2 separate regions of the Homo sapiens genome follow, and region 2 is linked to region 1. Evidence: chromatin loops called from intact Hi-C (ENCODE). Cell type or tissue: sigmoid colon. All regions are shown on one strand. Each heading gives the region's core, and the rest is flanking DNA. Links, peaks and the distances in the headings are about the cores only. Region 1 overlaps LINC01478 (long intergenic non-protein coding RNA 1478). Region 2 has its middle 56 kb from the start of LINC01601.

The links. A loop is a pair of places that touch in the nucleus more often than their neighbours do. Peaks named below come from ENCODE experiments on the same cell type or tissue, not always from the same donor. Only the 100,000 strongest peaks of a DNase experiment are listed, where the experiment ranks them.
Region 2: it touches region 1 in a loop (6-fold over the local background); 1 of 110 quality-filtered maps calls a loop at or near these places.

Annotation. Positions count from the first base shown.
Region 1 is chr18:44,495,372-44,500,760 of GRCh38, reverse strand. The region is part of intron 2 of LINC01478 (long intergenic non-protein coding RNA 1478); the gene reads left to right. Among named protein-coding and RNA genes, the nearest start is that of LINC01478, 34 kb to the left of the region's middle. In sigmoid colon, for the core only: no CTCF peak of the experiment used is centred there; DNase peaks (open chromatin) are centred at 2,380 and 2,780.
Region 2 is chr18:44,585,054-44,590,442 of GRCh38, reverse strand. No RefSeq gene overlaps it. Among named protein-coding and RNA genes, the nearest start is that of LINC01601, 56 kb to the right of the region's middle. In sigmoid colon, for the core only: no CTCF peak of the experiment used is centred there; a DNase peak (open chromatin) is centred at 3,092; H3K27ac peaks cover 204 bases.

The DNA.
Region 1 (5,389 bases), core at 67-5,066:
ACCTTATTTTTAAGTGAATTGTGATCCAAATAAAAATGATATTTTGAAACGAAAGAGGAGAGGGGTGAGATTTACATGGCATTAATGCATTGTTAATTTTGTCTTTTCAGATACCCAAGTGTCAAAATGTGCCTTGTGTTTTTTTGTTGCCAAATTCTGTATCTCGTTGTTTAATAACTGGAGCGAAGGATAGATGTGTGGGAGTGACGTCTTTGAAGGAAATACACCTATGTTAGTGGTTTAGGCTCCAGGAAGATGGGATAAGAGTAGCTTCAGCTTTAAGCAATTACATGGAAATACTTTGTTTCATAAGAAAATCAAGTGTGAACTATCACCTTGTCGTATCTATCATAATGGCTTGGTGTGTAGGTCAACTCTTATAGTAAATATAAGACTGTCTTGGAATTCCTAAATACTATATAGATACTAAGCATAATGCTGAACTCAGAATATCTAAATTTTAAGCTCAGATGATCTAAATTATCATTGTCATTTCAACTCCCTATTCTTATTCTCCCCTTCCTATTCTATCATCCAAGTAACTAATCATTGAATTAGACTTATAATCTAAAACAAAGGAGGTGCAGTTTTGCTTGGGTCTGTGCTACTCCAACCATATCTAAATAATTAAGTCCAGTTCTTAATGGCGTCATTTTAAAGTACATTGCTACCACTAGCAACGTGAATGGTAGAAAATATAACTGTTCAGTCAGAATAAGAAAAGACTATCTTTGGTTACTTAAATGACTTCTATAAAAGAGAATGTCAGGTGAAAAATAAACAATGTTTAAGAGAGAGTCCAGCAGTGGACTGGGTCTGACTGAAATGACTTTAAAGGATGTTTCTTTCTCCAGTCTTGACTTTCTATTTGGTTTCTGCAATTTTGAAATTCTACCTCTTGTTTGCAGTGAAGATGTCTATACAGAGGACCTTAATTGAGAAGTTTAACCTTATGATAGATCAGAATTCCAGTTCTTGGAGAAGACCACTTTATGAGTGAAGTGGGAAGACTGATAAATGTAGAGATGTGGGTGTCAGTGCACAACAATAAAATGGAGCTTGGGTGGGTCAATAAGGTCTATATCTAAAGTAGTGGATCTTAGTCATGAAAACAGTTACCCTGACAGCATCTGGGTTATTTTAGTGACATTCAGAGGAGTAGTACTGCCAGTAGTGGTATCAATAGTAGTAATAGTGGAGAGGACAAGCCAATGAAAAGAAGCTCATGATCTCAGATGCACATCCTGTCTGCATTATTCCCACTTCTGTTTTAAATCTAGGTTAATGCTCTGAAAACAGAGACACCCTTTTGAGCTTCAGATTCCATGGAGGTATGTGACCCTACCTAGATCTGGCATGCTTTCTAGACAGCCAGATTCTTTTGTTTCTCAAAAGACGAATCATGTGTCTATGTTTTAGTATGTCTATGTCCTACTATAGCTATGTAGGACATAGGCAAATTGAAATAGACTAAAGTCTATTTAAAACTACAGTACCCGGGCCGGGCGCGGTGGCTCACGCCTGTAATCCCAGCACTTTGGGAGGCCGAGGCGGGCGGATCACGAGGTCAGGAGATTGAGACCATCCTGGCTAAAATGGTGAAACCCCGTCTCTACTAAAAATACAAGAAATTAGCCGGGCGTAGTGGCGGGCGCCTGTAGTCCCAGCTACTTGGGAGGCTGAGGCAGGAGAATGGCGTGAACCCGGGAGGCGGAGCTTGCAGTGAGCCGAGATCCCGCCACTGCACTCCAGCCTGGACGACAGAGCGAGACTCCGTCTCAAAAAAAAAAAAAAAAAAAACAAAACTACAGTACCCTGGTGTAGAATTTACCACCACCAGTGGAGGTTTGAATGCCTAGGGATTCCAAAATCTGAGGCCTTCATGGACAGAATTATTTTGGAAATTGTTTTTGGCCCTGGCTTGGCTCTGTTTGTGTTTGTATGTGTGTATATTATGATTATGTTAATTCTCAGATTTCTGTCTGATGCTCCCTGTGTCTATCTGGATCTTCTGCTACTTAAAAACTTCACTCATTGTTTTGTTCTGTTTTATTATTTCCGTCAGTTCTTGGCTGTGCTGACCTGCAACTCTGAATCTTGTTCATTTTTAGATTTATGACATACACTGTTCAATGGCCATTGACACTCACCGTTTTCTCTCTGGTAAAGATTATTCTTTGTTGTATTTCAATGAGAGAAGAGACAGTGAGAAAGTCAGGACCTAGGATCTCAAGTCCCTAACTCTCAATTTTATCCAGTCACATAGCATGGCAAGAAGCAGATTTAAGAGAGAAAATGTTGAAGAGGAATAGGGAACACATCCATGGCTTATGTCTATACAGCTTTGGTACCAGACCTCACAACTGGGCTGGGCTGTGTCTGAGGGCTCAGTAGCAATGACTAAATACAGCCATCCTGGTTCCCTTCCCTGAACCTTGATGATTTAATATTCTGACAATGAGAAGCAGCAGCAAACACAAAACAGAGGAAAGCTCATCCAGGCATGTGTTTCTTCTCAAAGTATCAGCAGCTGGTTTAGATCTCCATTACCTGCCATTTTTTCATCAGTTCTCTTCCTGGTCTGGTTAGATTGCAAGTGTCAGGACTCCTCACTAGTGGAACGCATCTCAGGCTAGATTCATATTAACCCTCAATATATTTCTGAGAAACAGATTTTCAGAAAGATGACCAAAAAGCAGGTTCCATAGAAGAAACGATACCTAATAACACAAGAGTTTTTAACCTTCATGATATCATAAACTCTGGGGCCTGGCTGGCACCTAGATGGAAAAGTACAACTGGCCTTAAACCATGCCAGTGTTCCTCCTTCCCAGAGCTTAGCCTGGAATGAAATCTTGAACTACTGTTAGTGAGTGGCTTGTATTGGTTCTACTAACTAAGGCCAGATTCATATAACTACGTAGTTTAAAGATGCTGTCCACTGAAGATTTTGTGCCATATTAGTCATGTTCTGTTTTATTTTGCTGGTCACATATTGTGAACATGTTTGAGTATGACCAGAGAGCAAGGGATATTTCAGAGGGGAGAGAGTGTCAAAAAAGAGTCAATATCTAAATACATGTTTTTGCTATCTGTAAAAACAATTTCTTTCGGAAAAAGAAGCAAATAACTAAACCCCAGAATGTGCAAGTGGGTGATTCATATATTCCATAGAGTGAAAACGTTAAATTCTGAAAGCCTTTAGGCTGTGATTTTCTTGTCTTTCCTTGTAACTTAAAATAGATGGAGGAAAAAGACAGCAGAGAGAAGGAGGGGGAGTTAAATGAATCAAGAGGGGGACTGTCAAAGCTGCTATAAAGTCTGCAGGAAGGCAATAGCAGTAAGGAAAAGTAAAAAGGCTACAGTCATAAAGATGATGGCATTTGTGAAGCAGCGGAAAGAAATGTCAGGAGGGGTGCTCTCTAAATCTGAATAATATAGGACTTAGACATTTCACATTCTAAATTATTTTATCAGTTCAACCAATCCAGCTTCTACTACATTTTGCATGTGCAAATAATTGGGTGCTTCAATAAAAAGCCTTAGGTAATTCATTTATTCTATTACATGATATTACCATCAAGTATTATTATCACTATTTTAGATTGGGCTAGGTATGTTTCATAAGATTAGCTTTTAAGTTTATCAAAATTTGGTAATCCTCTAAGACAGTGATTTTCTAACCTGGCTGTGCTTTTGGATTGCTTGCATTTTTTAAAAATATGAATTCTCAGGGGATACCCAAAATCTGCATTTAAAATTCAGAATATCGGAGTGATACATCTGGGAACTGGTGACATGATCTGCCACCTTTGGGAGCCATGATTCTAAAACAATGTAAAGAAATAAATCTATTAGTCAATATTTTGTCAATGCTATAAAAAGAGAAAATACATATTAAAATATTTACAACTTCAATATTTAAGGATTTAAACAAATGAGCATACAAAAGAATAATTATTTTGCTTTCCATATGTGCCCGATGATAAGGTATGTAAATTGTGATGAGGTCAGTTTTGGTTAACATAGGTGTCCAATAAATACCTATTGGAAAAAAGACAGTTATGAATATATTAAAAGAGGATAAAAATAGGACTTATAAGTTAAAATGAAAAGGAATAAGCAGCATCACTAGACTAGAAATCAGAAGAAGTGTTCTCAATGTCATCTCTAAACTAGAAACTTGCTCAGCTGCTTCTTCTGTAAAATAAGTCAACTGGTTTAAAAAACCTCTAAGTCTCTTCAACTTCTAACATTCTATAATTCCATGATTCTAGAGACCATTGTATTTTAGAGGCAATATGTAATGAAATAATACATTCATTTGATATCTGAATATATTTTAATATATTTTAAATTACCTCTTGGCTTTTATCAATAATCAGCATTACCTTACTTCAGTGATAAAAATGCCATTTCTTTACACTCCATCCAAGCTTTGAAGCAAAAGCCTCCGGGAGAGGTGAGCGTGTTTTTCAGTTATAGGTGATTAATGGCCAAGCTCGGTGGCTCATGCCTATAATCCCAGCACTTTGGGAGGCCAAGGTGGTGGGTGGATCACTTGAGGTCAGGAGTCTGATACCAGCCTGGCCAAAATGGCAAAATCCCGTTTCTACTAATAATACAAAAATTAGCCGGGCCTGGTGGTGTGAGTCTGTAGTCCCAGCTACTCAGGAGCCTGATGCATGAGAATTGCTTGAGCCTGGAAGGCAGAGGTTGTAGTGAGCTGAGATCACGCCACTGCACTCCAGCTTGGGCAATAGAGCACGACCGCGTCTCAAAAAAAAAGTCCTTAATGATTCTGCTGCCCGTCTTCAATTTTCTGGGTTTTCATGTTTTTTTTTACTTATTATTTCATTCACACACTGATTCAACAATGTTGAGTGAATACCTAAAAGGTGCCACAGTTGTACTAGGTACTAAAGAGATAAGGGAAAGTAAAATCAAGGGTAGTCTTCATTCCCTCAGAGCTTTATGGGCTAGTAGATAAAGAGATGTTAATCACATACTTTTACAATCCGTATTAAATTTCCAGCCATTCTGAAGGAGGAAGGGCATTTAACCTATGAATTAAGAGTCAGCTGTGTTTTCAGATGGGTAGAACTGGACTAGGTCAAGAGAGATAAGAAAACTCGAGGGAGAGGATCACTTATGTGAGAAAGTCCAGTGGTTGAAAGCAACATGGAAAGTATGAAGGATTTTTAAAAAAGGCTGAGAAGACGAAGGACGGGGAGCAAGACGGAGATGTTTTACAATTAGGTGTGAGTAGTTGTTAAAGGAAGGACCATGTAGAGCCCTGAAGACCTTGTGAGATAGTCATCTGTGCTGTTGGCTAAATATTTGCTGCATTCCTTTTGAGCATAGGCTAGGATCATACCTCCCTGCCCTT
Region 2 (5,389 bases), core at 216-5,215, 90 kb before region 1:
TTGTTATATCAAGTGGACATCGAATTAGTGTTTTTTTAATGGGCTTTGGTTCTAGTCATACTGCCTGTTAAACTAATGGCAAAGCTCTGGACTGGTCTTGATTTTGTTTCTACCAACCCATTCTTAGAGCCCACAATGACCAGTATTCTGGTGTTTACTTAAAAGGACAGTGGCCATTGGCCAACATGCAAATGTGATTGATGTTGATGTAATAACAGCAGAAGAATAAAGGACATCTTCACTTTGTCTCTATTTAAGGGCAGCCTTCTGGAAGCAGCTCACTGCTTCACTGTGCTGTAATGTCATTATTGGTAAGTCTACTTCTGCCAGTCAGGAATGGAAGTGATTGAGGGATGCACGACTTTTTTTACGCTTCTCCACCCCAGTCCACCAACACACACACAGACACACACACACAAACACACACACACACTCTCACATATACCCACATGCACATACACATACACATAGAGTAGACCTTCACTGCTAATTATGGCATAGTTTTCATCTGGTGGAACAAAAAATGCCAGCCAAGTGAGTCATATTCTGATTTATTGAATAAACACTTTCCATGTGAGAAGCAGAGAGAAAAATGAAACCATTGCCTGTTAGAGCTGGAAAAGGCTAGTGTTTCCAACACACTGGATGGCAGTTCTAAGTTGGACTGGCTGCCGCAGGATCACCTGGGGGAACTTTATAAAGAAACTGGCTTCCAGGTCCACCCTTGGAAGTTTTCAGCCAAAGCTGTCTTAATGATGCTGAGTTTGACCAGTTTAGGCAATAACTGTTTTTTCCAATCCTTTACTTTTACAGCAAAAAACATGAAAGCCCCGGAAGAAGTGACTTGTCCAAGTTTCTTTGGGAGTAAGATGAAGAGCTGAGAGAAGGGAAAGGAATGAATACTTAGTAAATGTGAGAGTTTAATGGATGCCTTATTCAGGGCCCTACATATTTGGTTTTATTAGCTCGTTACCATGGCCTTGGGAGAGAGGCATTAGAGAAGAGAGATAACTGAACTGCTCTAAGTTGATATTATATTGGCATGCTATGCTTTAGTTCCTGAGCCTGGGTTCTGTTCTGTTCAGAACCTTTGCTGGTTATGTTTGACTCCGTAATTCAGTGTTGTGAACATCTGGCCTCTGAGTTGATAGAATAGGTGGTTAGTTGCAGGTCAGTCCCCTACAACTAACTTTATTTCAAAATATTTCAATAAATAATTATTGAGAAAATACTGTGTGTAAGGCGCAATGTTAGGAACTTGGAGGTGAACATGAAGGACACAGTTTTTGTATTTATAGAGACTACAGTCTTGAGGGTGCTATGATAAAAGAAGCTATGCAAATAAAATGTGATGAGAGTTATGCTAGGAGAAATAAGAAGTGCTTTGAGCATAAGTAGCAAGAAAACTTAACCCAGACTCACGGCCAAGGGAAGCCTTCCCAAATCTGACTGCTAGAAGATGAACAGGAGTTAGCTAGGTGAAAAATGGTGAAGCAGGAACATGGGCTCAGAGGGGGAGATGTTTCATAAGAGGAAACAGCATTTGTGAATTCCAGGAGTCTAGACATTGTGTGAAGAGTTCACATTTGACCAGTTCAAGGAACTGAAAGAACCTTATTATTTTTGGGAAGAGAGGAAGAGAGGCTAGATGTGAGGAGGTAGGAAGCCTCCAGATGGAGAAAAGCCACGAAAACCCCATTAAGGTCTTTGGATTTTATCCCAAAGCATTGCTAAGCCGCTGAAGTTTCCCAATCCTGTAAAAATGATCTGGGGATTAAAACCTGGGTGTAATGTAAACAGGTTTATAGTTTGGAAGATGCTTTGATGGCAGTACTAGTGATGGATAGTGGTAGATTGAGCTTGCAGGCAGGGATGCCAGTTAGGAGACTATTTCATTAGGAGACCAAAGCTGTGTTTGTTATTCATCCTTGGAGTTTCAGCACCTAGCACACTGCCAGGTAGCTAATACATACCAAGTAAATATTATTTGAATGAACAGATGTGGAAATAAACATTCATTGGTAAAACCATCCACCAAATATTTCTTGCTTATTCTGGCTTCTTCTCTTTGTTCAGTCTTTCCCCTTTCCCCAGGTATACATAGGTTTTTATTTTAAATCTACCTGATTAAATACTTACCACACATTTATGTTCAACTTAAGACTAGCTGCTTCTTGAAGCCTTTCAATTTTATTTATTTCCTACCCCGTTTAAACCTTCAGGACATTTTACAATGTATGATATTGTTCCATGTGGGTGAATTTTCAGCTGCTTCTTAATTTAATTCAGTATTTTTTTATATATGAAGGCAAATTATCTATCTATCTATCTATCTATCTATCTATCTATCATCTGTCTATTATCTGTCTTTAAGGCTAGGAGGCTTGGATGAGCTAGACTCTTTCATGTATGGTTATGAAAGTATACAATCCCTTCCTGAAAAGCAAATATGGTTATATATGCACACACATATATATTTCCATATATATATATACACACACACACACATATAATTTATATCACAATTTGCTTATACCGTTTGACTCAGAAATTTTTCTACCAGGAATCTCTGCAAAGTAAATTGGTAGAAATGACAATAAAAATGTACGGTCAAGTATATTTATCTCTGCCTTTTGTGATTTTCAGAAATTAGAGACAACCTAATTAAGCACGGGAAGAGGAGAGGTTAAATAAATCACACTATATTCATGTGTGAAATATGTAGAAATATGATTTTGGGGAAAGTTAACAAGGAATGGTATTTGAAACAGTGAAGTTATGAGCCAATAATATGGATTTTTTTCTATATATTCTAATATTTCTACAATTATAGTTAAACTACCAATACAAATATTATGTCAAACAACTATTTTCTGTTCTTTTCTACTGCAAATTGCCCATAGTTGGCAAATAGGACTACCATTCACCATTTAGAGAACTCTTCACACGCCTTCCTGGCAGCCACTGCAGAAAAAGAAGCAAGCTTCCAAGCCAGGCCCTTTGAAAGGAGGGGAGATGGCTTTCTCTTCCTCTTTCCTACTCCAGGCCAGCCTTTGGAGGGCTGCCATCCTCACATTTGACTGAGCCAAATCTTCAACCCACCTGTCCAAGCACCAGGCTGCTCACTTCTGATTTACCTCCTCTAGATGTTCTGGGGAGTGAAACGCTGACAGGCTGTGGCTATGGCACTGGATGACACAGCAACCTGGGAGTATCTCTGCACAGGATTCCAGAGCTGAGATTTGCCAAACTGTTCATCTTTTTCATCTTGGCAATTGTTTATGCTCTAAAACCAATTACTGCAGGCCAAATGCGCATCCTCTCTTCCTCTGAAGAATTATATTAGACCTGGTTCTTGTCTCATTCAACTGCATTGGAACATTCCTATTCCCATAAAGCTCAATCCATTGATGGCCTGTCCTACTTTGGTGGGAAACAAATGCTAGGAGAGTTGTTATCACATCCCATAAATGTCTGGGATGAAAGGCCCTGAAGTGCAAAGTATATTGTGGTTATCTCTTGGGTGGGGAAAAATCTCTCTAATGCAAAACAGCAGCGGCAACACAGCTAGATGGCAGGAACCTCTGTCAGGAACAAATTTCCTCATCCCTCTGGAAGACAATGACTGATTTCTCATAGGCCTCCCCTGACATGACACTAAGAGTGAAGATATTTGTTTTAGTGTCTCCCATCTGCAATGTTCTATAGGTCCCAAGTATATATTCTGACTGGCTCCCTAAAAGAAAACCAGGCAGCACATGCAGAGCTTGGACACTGTGCTGGACTGACTTTTCATGTTGTCTTAGAGAGAGAGTCTTGCTATATTGCCCAGGCTGGGCTCAAACTCCTGGCCTCAAGTGATCCTCCCACCTCAGCCTCCTGAGTAGCTCTGATTATAGGCATGGGCCACCATGCCTGGCTCTACACTGTTTTAAGATCTGTGAATATGTTACTTCCTTTAAGTCTCACAACAACCCTGTGTAGTAGGTACTATCATGATAATTACTTCATTTTGACTTAATTTTTTTAAGAGATGGGGTCTTGCTGTACTGCCCAGGCTGGTATCAAACTCCTAGCTTCAAGCAGTCCTCCTATGTCAGCCTTCCACAGTGCTGGGATTTACAAGCATGAACCACTGTGACCAACCACCTCACTTTACAAATGAAAAAAACTACGGCACAGAGAGGTTGACTGCCCAAGGTCACATAGGCCATAATTAAAGAGCAAGGATTCAAGTTCTGGCAGTCTGACCCAGGTCCCCACACTAACCACCATGCTATATTAAATTAAGACATGCAAAATGCTTAGAGCAATACCTGGCACACTGTGAGTACAAAATAAGTATTATCTACTATCAGTTCTTTTTAGTAATTCAGGGCAGTCACCAACTTTCTGTTTCAACTTGATATGCCCATGGAAGTGATTCAATCCTTTGAGGGGAATTGAAAAAATCCCATCAACCCAGAAATGAATGCATATTTAGCATCCTTGGGCTGGATACTCAGGGGCTATATATGAGAAGGAACTTAAAGTTGATACAGTCTTGAACTTCACAGACAACAGAAGTGCAAGATATGTCAAGCTGAGGTCCTCATCCTTGGCTCTACAATTTAGTGGACCTTCAAAACTCTTTGTTTTCTTCTTGATTCAAGGAAGTTACAGATAGGGGAGGATGAGGAGGCCAATGATGAATGAGAAATATCTACGCATAGCCTTTGGGGCACTTGGTTTTCTCGCCCATCACACACATATTTAATTCTTAGGCTGTACATTTTTTTATCCTATATTTTAATGAGATAATCTTTTTTTTTTTTTTTGAGATGGAGTCTCACTCTGTCACCCAGGCTGGAGTGCAGTGGCACGATCTCAGCTCACTGCAACCTCTGCCTCCCAGGTTCAAGCGATTCTCCTCCCTCAGCCTCCCTAGTAGCTGGGATTACAGGTGCCTGCCACTACGCCCGGCTAATGTTTTGTATTTTTAGTAGAGACAGGGTTTCACCATGTTGGCCAGGCTGGTCTCTAACTCCTGACCTCGTGATTCACCCACCTTTGTCTCCCAAAGTGTTGGGATCACAGGTGTGAGCCACTGTGCCTGGCCATGAGGTAATCTTTCGTTTGACAACCTTCTGATAGTAATTTAACTAAATTTCATGTGGAATATTAATAAATATATTTGCTCCAAGGTGGGACTGGGAGAGAAGCACACAGTGTTATACTCCCTCCACTCTGATACACAGTAGGGAATAATCAAGGTGAAGTTTGTGGTTTATATGAAAAACAGGTATGCACATACATCTATTACTTAACAATATGGGACAGACTATTGATTTAAATGCCATGAGCATAAGTAATAAGTGTTTTGGCATTCTATAGAATGACTACTTGATAT